Linked DNA regions of Homo sapiens: region 1 is linked to region 2. Evidence: chromatin loops called from intact Hi-C (ENCODE). Cell type or tissue: A673. All regions are shown on one strand.

Evidence for each region. A loop is a pair of places that touch in the nucleus more often than their neighbours do. Peaks named below come from ENCODE experiments on the same cell type or tissue, not always from the same donor. Only the 100,000 strongest peaks of a DNase experiment are listed, where the experiment ranks them.
Region 1: a loop joins it to region 2, with 2.4 times the contacts of the local background. A loop is called at or near these places in 2 of 110 quality-filtered maps.

The regions. Positions count from the first base shown.
Region 1 is chr6:91,078,134-91,086,133 of GRCh38, forward strand. No RefSeq gene overlaps it. Among named protein-coding and RNA genes, the nearest start is that of MIR4643, 440 kb to the right of the region's middle. In A673, CTCF peaks have their summits at 2,011 and 3,546 (motif pointing right); DNase peaks (open chromatin) are centred at 3,548, 4,228 and 5,328; H3K27ac peaks cover 3,039 bases.
Region 2 is chr6:91,489,252-91,497,251 of GRCh38, forward strand. No RefSeq gene overlaps it. Among named protein-coding and RNA genes, the nearest start is that of MIR4643, 28 kb to the right of the region's middle. In A673, no CTCF peak of the experiment used is centred here; a DNase peak (open chromatin) is centred at 3,900; H3K27ac peaks cover 981 bases.

The sequences.
Region 1 (8,000 bases), 410 kb before region 2:
TTTGTTTTTAAACTCTATGGTTTCTTCTTTCCTTCATTTTACAAATAATAATTGGCTGCCTCCACACTTCTTTCTGCTAGTTGAGTGGGAGGAGAGAGGCATGAATCAACCAATGATCCAATAAATTATTTAATTTCAATTATGAAAAGTACTAGGAGGCAAAAGAGGCTATGGAAATATATGATGGAAGTGAGTGATGGGGTCCAACCTAGGTCTAGGGTAAGGGCAGGAGTCCTTGAGGAAGTGACATTTGAGCTGGGCATTAATTCCAGGCAGAGGGAACACCTGCATGAAGGCCTTGAGGCAGGAAGTAGCATGGCACCTGAGAGGGTCTGAAAAAGGACCAGAGCAGCAGGCATGGAGATTGATATGACATGAGCTGGGGAGACCAGGAGGAAATGTGGGCTCAGGTAGGGCCTTCAGGTCAACTTTAGAGTTTGATGTTTATTCCTAAGTGCAATGGGCTGCTAATATTCATTGAAGTGTGTTTATCTCCATACACATAATAAATACTATAAATATAAATAATATATATTTATATTATAAAATAATATATAATTTATAGTATTTATATAAATTTGTATATTATTTCTAGAAATAACATATACACAAATATATGTTACATATATTATATATTTGTATATAAATATTATTTCTAGAAATAATATATAAATAATAATAGTGTTTATTATGTGGATAATAATAGAGGAAAAAAGCTGAGGTTTCAGCATCTCTTTTTCCCCTAGAATTTAGATTGGAGTTTTCCAGATGATCTATGGTAGGAGTCAGCATCCTTTCAAAGCAGGATGCGAAGCTGCCACTGCCTCCTATCCTGATTTACAGGATAAGGTCCAACTCTTATAATGAGCAAGATGGGAGCCATTAGTTGTCCAAGATGTCAGAGATCAACTTCTGCACCTTTTGGCAGGGGACTCCCTGCTACCTATTGCCTGGGGACTGTAGTTTCCCTCTCCTCCCCTGTCTCATCTTAAGTTATATGGAACAAAGATTACTTTCAGACTGACTTTGCTCTTTTATTTTTGATGGGTTTGGAGGATCAGTCAGCCAAAGCCTAAATAAAAGAAGTCCCCAATGCATAAACTTTCATTTCTAAAGCTTTTATATCAGAAGGTGGAGTGACCCTTGGATTTATCCCTTCGATTATCAAATAGGCTTGCTTTCCCTGGTGCCTGTATCTGTGCTCCAGGCATCATCATTTCTCCTAGAAGTGAGATGATAAATGGTGGTTCTGTTCCTGGGCAAGCCTACAATTGTATTAAATGGCCTCTGAGCCTGGAGAAAAGGGGACCATGCAGCTCAGAAGGGAGGAAATGAGGAGTAGAATCTCCTTCCCTCTCTCCTGGGTGTAATTTTGAAATTAGAGTGATAAAAGAAAATCCTGTTTGAGTGGGAGCAGGGAGAGCTGCAAGGATAAGCATAAACTCTATTAATGAAAGGTGGTCCCCAGTATAGGGCTTCCAAGTGAGCTGGTGGCCTCCTGAGCTGGGCATGGAAAGGCCGTGAGGAGCACTGCCTTTAGATACCATAGGGAAGATGAAAAATGTTGGAACCTGTTTATATTGACTCATATGTACTCCCAGGAAGCGCTACAGTTAGGCTGGCACTGCAGCTGCTCTTCGACACTGTTCAGAGTCCCCTTGTGAAACATGGAGGACTGGGTGACAGCTCTTTGTCTCCTGGCTTCCCAGAACCGATAGCATGCAGTGACCGGGGCCTCTTTCTCTCTCCCATCTCCTCTCTCTTTCACCTGTTTTTGCAAAGTTGTGTAGTAGAAGCAGCCTTTACCATTTTAGGAGCAAGCAGCCTGTGCAGTGGAAAATACAGCAAAAATCACCATGTGCAGCTCCAGCAGCAGCCCCAGCCCTACTCAGTGAAACAGCCGGGCAGAGGTGGCAGCTGTGGGTGTGCTGGGAAGTCATGGGAAAATCCAGAGCAGAGCCAACGCAGGGCCACTGAGTGCTGCTGCAGGGGGCAGGAGAACCCCACTAACGATCCTCAGTCCTTAGAGTCAGGGAATAAAGCCAGGCATCTGAGCAGATATGAGCAATCCCAGAGATAAGAATCTAAGCTCCTTGGGAGCAGAGGCTGTGTCTTGTGTCTCCTTGAATTCCCAGAGTCTATGTTGGCCACACAGCAGAATGCATCCTTCATTGCTGGAAGGAAGAATCAGACACAGGAGATGGGAGGGAGCCACCAGAACTGTGGAGAGGTTGGAGGGCAGAACACTCAGACTTAGAGGCATGTGTTGAGGAGGAGATAGACTAAGAGACTGTTCTGTCCTGTCTATGAAGCCCTGAAAGGGATGGAGCTAGCCACTGAGAAACAACTACGTGGAATTATACTGGAAAATTACAATTAATATTTCACTTTTCTCAAAAATATTTTATTTTGAAAGACCTGAATATCTTAAATGCTGGTTACCAGAGTTACCATGTTGATGTGAAATGGCCTGTTTTGGCACATCATTTTAAGGTGTGCACTGGGAGGGCAGGGTTGGTGATAAGCACACCATCCACCCTAGGCCAGGGTTTCCCATCGCATATCCCGCTGAACACCAGTCTTACTGGGTGCTCTACCAAAAAAAGAAAGAAAGGATCCTTGGCCAAATAATTTAGGGAATAGAGTGGACCAGATGTTTCTTTTGGAGAGCCTTCATTTAAATAGCATATGAGGGTCTGGACTTCAGTGAACAGACTTTATTTCATTCAATGCAACGCCTCCTGAGCTTCAATGAACATAGAAGCCCATTGACATATAGCAAATATTTCCTACATGTTGGGCAATGTTGCTGCTGTGGCTAGTTAAAGCAGATTTCAGTTATATCTGTTTAGGGCCATTGCAGAATCACAGGAAGTTGAAATTTTCCTTAGACCATTCTGAATGACCCCTGGAGCATAGTCCTGGGGCAATGGCTTCATTTCATCATGGATCTGGATCCAGAGTCAGATAAAGCCAGTAAAAGAAAAACCTGTCAGCTGTTTACCTGTCACTAAATAAACAAAGGCAAATTGCTTTACTTTCTTGAGCTCCATTTTTCCCACCTGCCCTCTTGTACTTCTTTTCTCAGAAGGGTGTGTAGAGAATGAAAGGTATATCTTATCCCATGAAGCCTAACTGGGATTTGTTGTAGTTAAGCAGAATTAACATTTCTTATTTGCAAGCATAATCTTCTTTGCTATTCCTACCAGCAGGACTCAGAGAAGTCAGATTGTATTGTCTGCATTTACAGAGGTAGAAAGCAGTGCATAGAGAGATTGAGGGGATAACAGAGTTCCTAGCTGGGTGTGTCCTTCTTGTGATACTCTAAAATGGGCTGTTGCACATACAGCTCACAAAATAGGGTCTTGACCAAGAGGAATACAGCTGAGCTCACTTCTAACAAAGTCTCTGCTTGTAGCTGGGGTTGCTAGCTTTGTAGTGATTTGTCAGGACTAGGTTCTGTTTTCATTACTGTGCTCTTGCACAAACAGAAGGCGATTTGAAATAAATGGGGACATTTATCCACTAGGTGGAGCTACATCCTTTGTTCTCTGATGGATGCTTTTCCCAACACTAAAATGTATTTGGTTTGGGTGGGAACTCAGCAAAGAGTATACATCGTTTTTTTCTCTCACCTTGTTGTGGGAGCTACAGTACTTTGAATGAAGAATGAATGGAGAATGGGCATGTTTTCATGCTGGGAATAAGAGATACGATGTGTTAGAATGTCCTGTGAAATGTAGCAGATAGCTGAGCGAAATCAGACTGCCTCACTTTGAATTAGGTCCCACGACTTGCTAAATGCATGGAAAATGGAAAGTTATTTAACCCACCCGTTATTTCACTTCTTATCTATTTTTTTATTTGTTAAATAGTTGCATTATAAGGTTTCTTGATGGAGTAAATGAAATCTGTGTGGAGAACTTAACCAATAATCTGGAACATTGTAATTCCTCAGTGTGTTAGTAATTGGTATTATCTGTGGTTTAAGTTTTCATGTGATTCAATGCCTAGTAAAAAACAACTTGATATTTTCATATGAAAATGTGAAATTCAACAGGATTTGTATTTCCGGGCTGCCTTGATTCTTTTGTTACCATTTGGGTTCCCGCATGCCCTCAACCTTCTTAATCCCTGCACGGCCTTCCTCTTCCCTAAAGCAGTGTTCTTCAGACTAATGTGTGCATCCAATCACTAGGAGGACTTGTTAAAACTCAGATTGCTGGGCTCCACCCCCAGGGCTTATGATTCTGTGGGGCTGTGGTGGGACTTGAGAATAGACATTTCTAAAGAATGCCCAGGCGATGCTGATGCTGCTTGCATACCTGCTCTGCCTGCCTGTGGGTGGGCCTCATGTGGGCACAGTGGGCTGTGACTGGGAGGCAGGGCTGCGTAGGCTTCTTTGTAGTTAGCTGCTCCAGGCCAGGCTGGCTCCCTTTCCTGGCTGGCCTTGGTGTCTAAAATGCCTTCCTCTAGAGATGTGTTTATATGAAAAAACAGATAAAGTCATTGTGAGGCTTGCAACTCCTCTTTATCATTTCTTCTTACCAACCCTGTCCCTCCCCTTACAGTTTTGATCTGACTCACACTGAAAACACACTAGGCTTCCCAGTGAATAGCTTAGAGGCCAAAGGCTATGCAAGAAATAGTAGGCAATTCGTCCACATTAAAAAAATGATCTTCAGCACAGTATATGACACATGGTAAACGTTCAACTATATTTGCTGAATGAATAAATGTGCTATGGAAGCTACATGTGGGCTAATGATAGGAGACCTCACCAGCTAGAAAGCTTTCCATTTACCAGCTGTGTGACAATGGCAAAATTATTTTATGAACAAAACACAGCTTACAATGATTAGGTATTACTGTGATTTACAGCTACATATTGATTAATACTGCTTCAATTCTTTTAGGTTGAACCATGTAAAATCGCCTCTATCTGACCATTTTTGATTTACAAAAATGACAGCTTTATATGGTTCAGCCTGATAAAACTTCTGTACTTTAAATTAGGCACATGCTTAACTAAACTCTTTTTCCGATATGCTTTCAATTCCGGGGAAGTGGATTCCTTCTTCTCTTTTTCTCGCTGCACATCTAAATGTTGTGGGAATATTTTAAAAAATAAGCCTGATGTTGGCTCTGTAAAAATTCAGTTTTATTCCCAGTCCAAGACGATCCTTCATCACTATTTTCTCATTGGAAGAATGATTCCCCTTCATTTGGAAGCAACTGGCAGATGTTCCCTGCTGAGCTGGCTCTCGGTTTTGGTGGAATGCTGCGGTGTTGAAATGCCACATGTACAATTGACTTTTCTTACTCTTCCCACTCCCCGTTCTGGAAATTGCTTCCACTTCCACCCCCACCCCATTCATAGGGTACATTAATCTGTGTTTTAATCTTCTGCACAACCACCCATGCCCTCTTCCCATGTCTCTCCCTCTCCCCCACCCTCTCTCATTTAATTACAACTAACTTGAGCATCAGCAAGTGAGAGCAGCTTGCCACACGACTCTTAAGTTATTGCTTTAGTTATGCAAGAATCAATGTAAAGGTTTTAAACCCATCTGCTGTTGAGTCTTAGAACTTTTGGTGCCATGAAGTCAGTAAGATACAGTACTCTTCCAGTCCATAGTCATTCAATAAATACTTTTTGTGCACGGATTATATTAAGAAGCTCTGGCCACTTGTCCTTCATTGGAATATTTGTTAAATCATTTTAACAACTGACAGCATTTTTTTTTTTTTTAATATGGAAGGTAGAAAAAAACATGAGAATCCTGGTTACCAAAGGCTGTGGTAGGCGCACTGTCAGGAGGCACGGGGCTCAGAAGAAGGCCCCAGACAGGTACAAAGTGGACAAATTTCACCTATTGCACAACTTTGCCTCATTTGGTTATATATAACTACAATTGCTGAAGGAAGAATTAGGTATATAAACTTGGTATTTTAAACCAAATGCACGCTCTACAAATCTCTCTACAGAGTGAGCAGATAGAGTATTCATTCTGGAGTCCTGGGGTTCACTGCTCAATCACAGTGTGGCTTTGGGCAAGTTACTTTGTTTCTTGGTGCCTCAGTTTCCTCATCTGTAAAATGGAGATAACAGTAATAACTTCACAGAGTTGTTGTGGGGATAAAATGAGTGAAAGTGTCTAAAGTGCTTAGAACAGTGTCTGGCAAATAAAACTATGTAAATATGAGCTATTTTTAGTTTCAGAGAATATCTCAGAAAATGCTAAATAATAAAAATATGTAAATAATCAAGAACTGCATTCTCCTGCAGGAGCTTTTGTAACCTTGAACTTTTAAAGGTCTTCTGCATTTTTTTTTCCAGGAACATGCAGTTTTAAATGGTTTTAAGATCATTATTTATTTTAAAAATCATTCAGTGCACTAATCCGGTGGGTTTATTATCAATATATCCTTTTTTTTTCCTCCCTTGATATTTAAGCTAAAACTTCTCTCTTCTTAATTCCAGTCTATTTTTCCTCATTATCATGCTTTCACTATGCTGGTGACTTTTTTTCTTTCTTCATGTTTACCTCGTCCTGATATTTACAGAAGTACAAGAGAGAATTTGTGAACTTGGACAAACTCTTCTGGAGAGAACACTCCAGGGATCTTTTACAGACATCACAGTTCTCTTGGTTACATGAGGCAGCATGAACACAGTGCCATGGGTGCCTTTGGAAATTTATCATGAATAAAAACAGAGAAAACCCAAAAGCCACCCATTCCTGAATTAGGAAGAACAGAATTCTAGGCTGACTTTTGAATTTCCTCAAGGACTTTAAATTCCGAGGTCTAGTGATGAAACAATTCACACAGTCTTCAGCATTTGTGTTGTCATGTTTGGAATTGTGGGGGGTTGACTACAGTCATAGTTCGCCAGGATTTCACAGCAGGATCGTGGGGTCTCAGCGACCCTACCCTCATGTAGATTATTTGTGCATGTTGGAAATATATTTAGTGCTTTGATATTTTATGATTATTTTATTTACTTACTGTAACTGTCATGTTTGGGAAAAAACATATTATACTTAAAAGGTTTATTTATGTTTTTCTTGTATTTTACGCCATGCTTCAACTCTGAAGTCTTTTAAACCTCAAAAGTATATCCAGACTTCAATACTAAGTTTTATGAGACAAATTATTTTTTTGTCTGCTGATTTTTCATAGTTTTTCCATGTATGATATTTACTTATTGGAATATTTATTTCAAGATGTCATATTCAGGGTCTAGTTAGGGTAATTTTAAGCATCCGGTAAGAAGTTATGTGTTGGTTACTTTTCTTAAAAACAAAAATTACCTGTCTCATTTTAGATACCTTCCATAGAGGAGAAAAAAGTAGCACCAATTTTATTCTGTTACAAAATTTCTCACTTTAGTAATATGGATACTGGAGAAATGCAGAATCTGAGACACTATGCAAGAGTTGTACAACTAGATGCAAAAGCTACATGTTGACGTATTCAAGCGAAAGGTCAGAATAAGCAAAGGAATGGAATTCTTTGGTGATTCAGTTTTTATTCTAGGTTTTATCCTTAATATGCATCTGAGGTGGTGAAGATATGACATCAAGATACTACAATTTGAAAGTATAAGTCCTCATTTTCTGCCCTATCTTATTTTTAAGTTGTGTGTGAGCATAGAGGTAGGTGAATAAAAAATTAGTGCAAAGAGGGCACAACTAAATATCATCTTGGTCCAGCCAAAATCCCTAAGTCAAAATTTACCAGACTCTCTGCTCTTGACCTTGAAGCCTTGTAATCTACTAGACTATTTAAAGAGAGAGTAAGAAGGGCACTGTGGGCCAGGCGCGGTGGCTCACGCCTGTAATCCCAGCACTTTGGGAGGCCGAGGCGGGCGGATCACGAGGTCAGGAGATCGAGATCATCCTGGCTAACACAGTGAAACCCCGTCTCTACTAAAAATACAAAAAAATTAGCTGGGTGTGGTGGTGGGCGCCTATAGTCCCAGCTACTGGGGAAGC
Region 2 (8,000 bases):
GGTGAAGATATTGAGACAATAAATAGATAAATATCTTGTTTAACCTTTAGGACCTAAGTAGAGTAATAGCTGAATCCAGATCTCAGGTGCATGTATTCTCAGCCAAGTCCTTTCTTTTCTTTAAATTTTTTTTATTATTATACTTTAAGTTCTAGGGTACATGTGCACAACACACAGGTTTGTTACATATGTATACATGTGCCATGTCTACAACCATCTGGTCCTTTCTTATGTAAGGGGTATAACAGTGGTGTTTGAAATCAGCATTACATTTCACTTTTAATATCTTCCTTCCTTAGCCTGATTTCTTTTGAATCTTAAATATTTTTTAATCAGAAATTTCCTCCATCACTGACTTGCATTTTGGCCCAAGTGGAAAATTGAGGTCCTCCCATAGAGAAGTTTCCCTTGACTTTAAATACTTAAAGGTTAACAATTGATTATAATCCTCCATTTCTATTACATAACCAAAAGAGTAAGTAAAATTTGAATTAGTTAGCAGATGTGGCAAATATGTATAAAAATGTAAAAGTCCAAGTGAGGTACTTTGATATAATTTAAAAATTATAAATAAAACACAGCAAAATGAGGAAGACCAGTAAAGAGAGCTGTGGTGGAAATGCAAATTAATATAACCTCTATGGAAAACAGTATGGATATTTCTCCAAGAACTAATGATAGAACTGCCATTTGGTCCAGCAATCCCACTATTGGGTATCTACCCAAAAGAAAAGAAGTCATTATATCAAATAGATACCTGCACTTGTACATCACAGCACTATTCACAATAGCAAAGATATAGAATCAACCTAAATGCCCATCAGTGGCTGATTAGATAAATAAAATGTTCATATATATATATATATATATATATATATATATATATAAAATACTATTCAGCCATAAAAAAGAATAAAATAATATATGTTGCAGCAACATGGATGCAACTGGAGGCCATTATCTTAAGTGAAACAACTCAGAATGTCAAAACGCATATGTTCTCACTTCTAAGTGGGAACTAAATAATATGTACACATGGACATAGAATGTGGAATAATAGACATTGGAGACTCAGATGGGTGGAAGGGTGGGAGGGGGTGAGGGATGATAAATGACTTAATAGGTACAATGTACATTATTTGGGTGATAGTTACACTAATTTTATACATACATTCCTAAATATATAAAAGTGCTGCAGAGCCCATCATGAGAGTTTTACCTATCCTCTAAATTTAGTGGCAGCTGGGTCAGTCAGACTGGTTGCTCCAATTTTGTCTTCTAGGAAAAATAAAATAAAATAAAAATTCCATTGTTTTTGAAGGTTGGTACTAAGAAGGTTTTCAGTTAGAATTTATCGTGCTGTCCTTATGATTCATTTACTGTTAGTAGAAACACTAGTGCCTGAACGTTGCTTGAATTTTTAATCACTCACCACTCTTTATTTAGTGAGTATGAGATTTACATCCAAGCTATAATTGGGTGCCCACCAGTTTCTTTTTTTGAGATCTTCATTAGCAAGTGGAATCATTGTTCTCAAGCCCACAGTCAAGACTGGACATCTGAATGACTTCTAATTCTTAGAAACAGGACAATGAATTCTGTGTAACAACAAATCTGTTCTTTGATTAATGGTTTGTCCTTCAGAACACAGGAAACCACAGGCTTGTGTAGTCATAGTGGGAGACATTTTTCCTAATCTAAGGGTGACATCTCTTATTTGTGTAGCTTTGTCGTTTTAGGCAATTTGAAGTTTTCTTGGTATTTTGGTTTTCCTAGGCATTTTCATTTCCATTCCTAAGCCTATAAAGTCTCCAGTTTGTTCACTGGCTTTAGAGTGCTATAGAGTTTGAGATTGCTCGGTTTCAGTGAGACTTTTTATCATGTAAATGTCATCAGTGCTTAGATCTCTGACTATGGCAGAAGAGCTTAGGAAACATAGATAATTCCTTTGTTATTACATTTTAGTTATTTTGAGGGCTGGCTTTGATTACAGTTTATATAGAAAATATAAATATACTCTACCTTTCTGACCTTTTTTTCACTAAGTCTTGTAGAGCATATAGTTTAATTGTTAAGGAACTGAAGAAGATATTTTAAATAAATTATCTCTCATGAGAAGGATTAGAATCAGTCCTGTATGTTTTGACTTCAGCCAGTTTTATATTTTAAGGTCTGTCAATTGCAGTTTCCACTCCTGGAAGTAATTTCTATATCAATTAGTTTCAAGTAGCAGGAATACGATTCAAAATACATACAGTATTTCGTAAGCAAAGAGGAATATTTATTTTAAGGGTAGTGTTGTTTCATAGAATCCAGGGACATATATACATATATGATTGCAGTTGGTTTTCAGGAAGAAATAGAAAAATTATCTAAAAAATCTTTCTTTTTTCCTCTTTCTCTCTCTCTTCTCTGGAAGTCATAGTAAAGGTAGTCCTCAAAGAAGAGGTAAATGTTTGTGTTCTCCTAATAATCTTCCCTCTAAGTAGACACTTCTCTTAGTCATAACAAGACTTTTTGTGGTGAAAAAAATCAAATAATGGGAGGAGATGTAAAAAGTTACAATAATTTTGAAGGTTATACAAGTTTGGAGAAAGTAAAATGTTTGAGTTAGGTTGAGATGAGGCATTACTTGATTCCCGGGCATTAAAAGTATGCTATGAGGTAAGCAAAATTTTCAAAGATTCCTTCAGCCAAATATGCCTATCTTAATTTATATTTTCCAAGGGACTTATAGATTATATAATTACTGATGCTGGAGAATGAACCCCAATTAGCCTCATGTGTTTGTTTGTAAATGTGTCTATAACCCAATCCTTTGTTTTGTATTCAAATGGAGATTATAGTCAAACTATCTTTGTTCCTTGTATTTAGGTCTATTCATAGAGGTCTTAGCATCTAAAAAATGCCATAATTTTCATTATTAAAATAACAGGCTATCCTTATATTATTGTATTATTAAATTGGCTATTGTTTCTGAGAAGCATTTATTTTTCTTTGTTTCTTTTCTCTCTTATTGTGGACAAAATATCTGTATAGTCAGCTATTGCTGCACCAATGCTGTATAACAACTGAAATAAACCAGTGATTTATAATAATAGGCATTCTTTTTTCTTAGCCTTTGGCCTGAAGGTCAACAGCTACAGCCCTGCTTTAGGACACTGCTCAACTTATGTCCATGCTGAAGTTGGCTCAGTATGCTCCATGTACTTTTTTATTCTTCATGGACCAGCAGCTACCTGAGACTTGTTCTCAACACAGTGAATCACTGGAGTGAATAAAGATAAGTAGAAATATTTGATATCTTCTGTGGCTTTTGCCTGGAACTAGCACCTTCTCACTTCTCCCACATTCCATTGACCAAGTATGTCACAATCCCAACATTAGTGAAACAGAGAAATATACCATGCCTTTAGTGGGAGAACTATAAAGTCATATGGCTAAAGGTATGAATGTATAAATATATTTATGGAAAGTCATGAAGAATTGACAGCCATGATCCAATATCACACCAAAGAAAAAAGAATTCTGCGGTGATATTTGAAATATCTGATATTCTTCTTTTCCACTACTTTTGTAGCAATGGAATAACTATGACTTTGTTGCGCATACAATACTTGTTGAGATTTGGTAACACAATGAAGTCTTCACAGGACATTGTCTTGGGACTTTCCCATATCTAGGGTAATGAAAGAGACATTGGCTCATATCTGTAATCCCAGCACTTTGGAGACTGAGGCAGTTGAATTGCTTGGGCCCAAGAGTTCTAGAGCAGCCTGGGCAAATGATGAAACCCCGTTTCTACAAAAAAATACAAAAATTAGCCGAGTTTGGTGGCACGTGCCTGTAGTTCCAACTACTGGGGAGGCTGAGGTGGGAGTATCACTTGAGCCCTGGAGACAGAGGTTGCGGTGAGCCAAGATCACACCATTGCATTCCAGCCTGAGTGACAGAGTAAGGCCTTGTTTCAAAAGAGGGAAGGAAGCAAGGAAGGAAAGAAGGAAGGAAGGAAGGAAGGAAGGAAGGGAGGGAGGGAGGGAGGGAGGGAGGGAGGGAGGGAGGGAGGGAAGGAGAAAGAAAGAGATGTTGAAACCTCACATAAACAACAGTGTGTGTATATAGGTAGAAAATTAAATTATAAGTCTGATTTTAAAAGTTCAGCTTAGCAAATGATTGTAAGAATGCCTAATTATTGAATTGTTATTCTGTCTCTACCCATTCAGTGTTTCAAAAGCCATTTTCCCATTTTCAAGAAAAAATATGGCTATGATCCAACTTTCCCTTTAAATTGAGGAGTAAAAATTAAAAAAAATAAAAAAAAGGACAGCTGTAGCCTAAATATAGCCTAAATGTGTATCCTAACTTGTTTCACATTCCAATCAATGACTTATACTGATCAGAGCAGAGCAAGTTCAAATATCTCATTTTCTACTACAATAAAGATTTTGCATTAAAAATAATATTGGTCACTGCTAAATAATACTATACAATTGGGAAAATATCATCAAATAAACAAATTAAAATTTCTTTTTAAACCTCCAAAGAAGAGCTATTTATTTCCACTTCAAAGCTGCATAAATAAATCTTTTTTACAGTGTACCTGCAGCGTGCATAACATCATCTTGCATATTACAAAAGTGGAAGAGAATAATGCATGGCTGCTATATTTTAAAAACATGTATACAACAGCAAACAGGAACACTGAAATTTAGTTCTGGTTAAAACCCCTTTTTGTTTTTGAATTTGGCAATAAGTTAGTATCAGGAATTATTATCCTGGAGAATCACTCAAATGTAATTTAAATTATTTTATTTTGTTATAAACAAAATGTAATCAAGAAGGCATAGTGGAAAGCATGTGTAGATTATAGACAGTTATGTATTTCATTTATTGCGATATTAAGAAAAAGAGAAGACAGTTTTTGCAGCGATAGTTAAGACATATTTACCTTTAGGACATGTTTTACCACTTTCATTAGATTTATTCTATTGAGATTAAAAAGTGAATACTAGGATATATAAAATAAGACAAATGTTATTTAATGAAGTTTGGCAAAAATCATGTCAGGTGCAAGCAATGGGGATTGAAGGGGTAAAGATAGTATGGGCTTCCAGGTAATTTAGTGCAGTTCATTTGAATTCAATTTTTGGAGTACCTATAGCAAACCACACACTCTTTTAATAGTATGGGGGATCCAGTAAAGAGCAATGCTTTCTTCTCAGACCAAGGACATACAGCAATAGCAGTAAGCTGACAAGGCAAGTGGTTTTTATTTGACTGGAATAAATTTGGTTTCTCACTATTTTAGTTAGGAACAAACAAACAAAGCTACCAAATAGATGTTACAGAGATGCTTTGCTAGATAAAATGTCACAGCAATGGGAAGGAAGAATCTCCTGGGGAAGCAAGTTTCACAGATGATAGGTCTTGACTGAGAGAGTTTTAACTTTGACTGTTATACTTATCCATGAGATAGAGATACAGTATGTGTTTTCAAGAGCTGTGACAATAAAGTGGAAAATAGAATATGTGTAAAATACTGAGCCACCCCAATTTTTTCTCTATTTGAAGCCAAATTGTGTTGGTTTGATTCCTTTTATAATTGCTAAAGTTTTCAGAAATGGAAGTTATAATTAATTGTTGTATAATAAAATTGACTAATTAGAATCTAAGTAATCATAGATCCTAATAATAAAATTCAGCAAACTTAGAGAAATTGATTTTAGGAAAAAACAGCTTTATTTTAGAGCTTTAGCCCCAAACATATTTCCAGCTAATATCTTGCTTTTGGTATAAATTCAGTGTTATTCTCTACCCTTTTATTTCTTCAAATACTGCGAGCAGAGTGAGAATGAATGTTCAGAGGGAGGACTGGAAGGCCGTGTAAGCTTTTCAATCATCAAAGAAGTTTCTATCTCGTTTGATGTTTCCTCCTTACAAAGACAGAAAATTGGACTCTTGCATTTTAGAAAGAATATATACTGTAGGTTCTAGTTTACTTTAAGTTAAACAGAAGATAGCATTAATCCTGTATATCAGTTACTGGAGGCTAGCCTTGATTTAAACTTTATGTATAAACAATTGTACTTTGAATTTCATTGGTGTATGTGTGTAAACACTTATTTCTAATTTGATATTGCATGAGGGTTTAGGATTTGGAGACCTTTCTAGAATGTCTTTGATCTTCAAAACTTACTGAATGTTCAGGTTTAACATTTTCCTTTGGGACAGTTTGCAAGCAATGCTGAAAGTTTATGGTAAAATATATGAGACTGCTGTGTAGTAGAAGTCACTTATTTACTGTCTTAGTTCATTTTCTGCTACTATAAAAGAATATTACAGACTGGGTAGATTATAAAGAACAGAATTGTATTTGGTTTGCGATTCTAGAGACTTGGAAGTTTAAGAATACTGTCCCAGCATCTGGCCAAAGTCATCTCATAGCGGAAGGGTGGGATGCAGAAGGGCAAGAGTGGGATGCAGAAGGGGCTGGACTCCCTTCATTACAAGCTGCTCTTGAGATAACTAACCTGTTCCCATTATAATGACATTAATCGATTCTTGAGGCTCCGCCCTCATGACCTGATCACCTCTCTTATTAGGCCCTACTTCCCAACATTGTTGGATTGGGGATAAAGTTTCCAACACAGGAAGTTTTGGGGGACACATTCGAACTATGGCAGCTATCTTCAGCTCTGAGGATTAGTGACTCTTCTTCCAGGTCAGAAAGACTTTCTTCCTCATTTCATTATACCCAAATACCACCTTCCTAGAAAGACCTTCCCTTGTCAGTCTAAATAAAATGTTGTTTTTTTCCCTGTCAATCTCTATCCTCCTTATTCTGTTTTATTTTTCTTTATATCTCGTTATCAAATGGCACATTATGTGTGTGTTTGTCCTCCTGCTGCCTTAAAATGAAACTCCATAAGAGTAAGGACATTTTGTGTTTGATTCATTTCTATTTCCTGAGTACCTAGAGCAGTTCCCAGCACAACTAAATGCTCAATAAATATTTTTCTTCAATGAATGAAGAAAATTGGAGAGTAAATGAAGCTAGTCAACTACTCAGACACTGTATCAACTCATCTTTTATTATGAGTATGGTAGTTCTTATTAGGGATTGTAAGAGGTAATTTATGTTTTTATTTTTACCTGACTGCATTTTATGAGGGAAAACATACGCTATGGTGGTGCCTGGGAATTCTGGGAAGTCATGATTATCTAGATATTTCCAGAATAAGGGTCTACTTAGGTAATAATGTCTAAAATCTTTACATGCATCAGCACAGTGATACACATACACATGTGCATACATTCACAAATATACATGCATATGTCGCATAAATATTACCTTATAATTTTAAATGTTGAATATTTTATTAACTAAATTCACAGTCATTTCTTTTTTAACCTATCCAATATTTATTCCTGTTACCCTTTCATTCTTGCACAAACTGAACTTTTTATACTGTGTGTTAAATTGATCTAATATGAAATCCAGTTTAATTATTAAATTTAGTTCAATATTTAATTTGGTTTAGTAAAAGTGATCTTGCATATAATGTATGCATTTAATTGATATATTTAGGACAGGATAATTTTGAATAGGTTAAATATTTAATGTAGAGTAATTTTTTAAATTATTCAGGATTAAAAATAGAATAGATCTATGTTATCAAAGTACTGAGCAGATAAATGTCATGATTTAATAAATTTCTGTTCACATATGTGAAATACTGCCATTGCTTAACTTCTTATCACCAATCTGTCTTTGTCTATGGTCTGGCTATGAACTCTGTTTTATTAATAAGGAAAGAAACTAAAGGTCTTCAATATCACAAAATCTTTCTTCTTTCTCTTTGAAGTATCTAATGTCAACATCCTTTTACCTATCCTTTTCCTACTTTTCTTACTCAAATTCTTGTTAGTACATTGTGACTATTAGTATGTCTTTTAAAATATGAGATTTAAAATGAGTTAGCACTTTCTCTCTCTTTTTT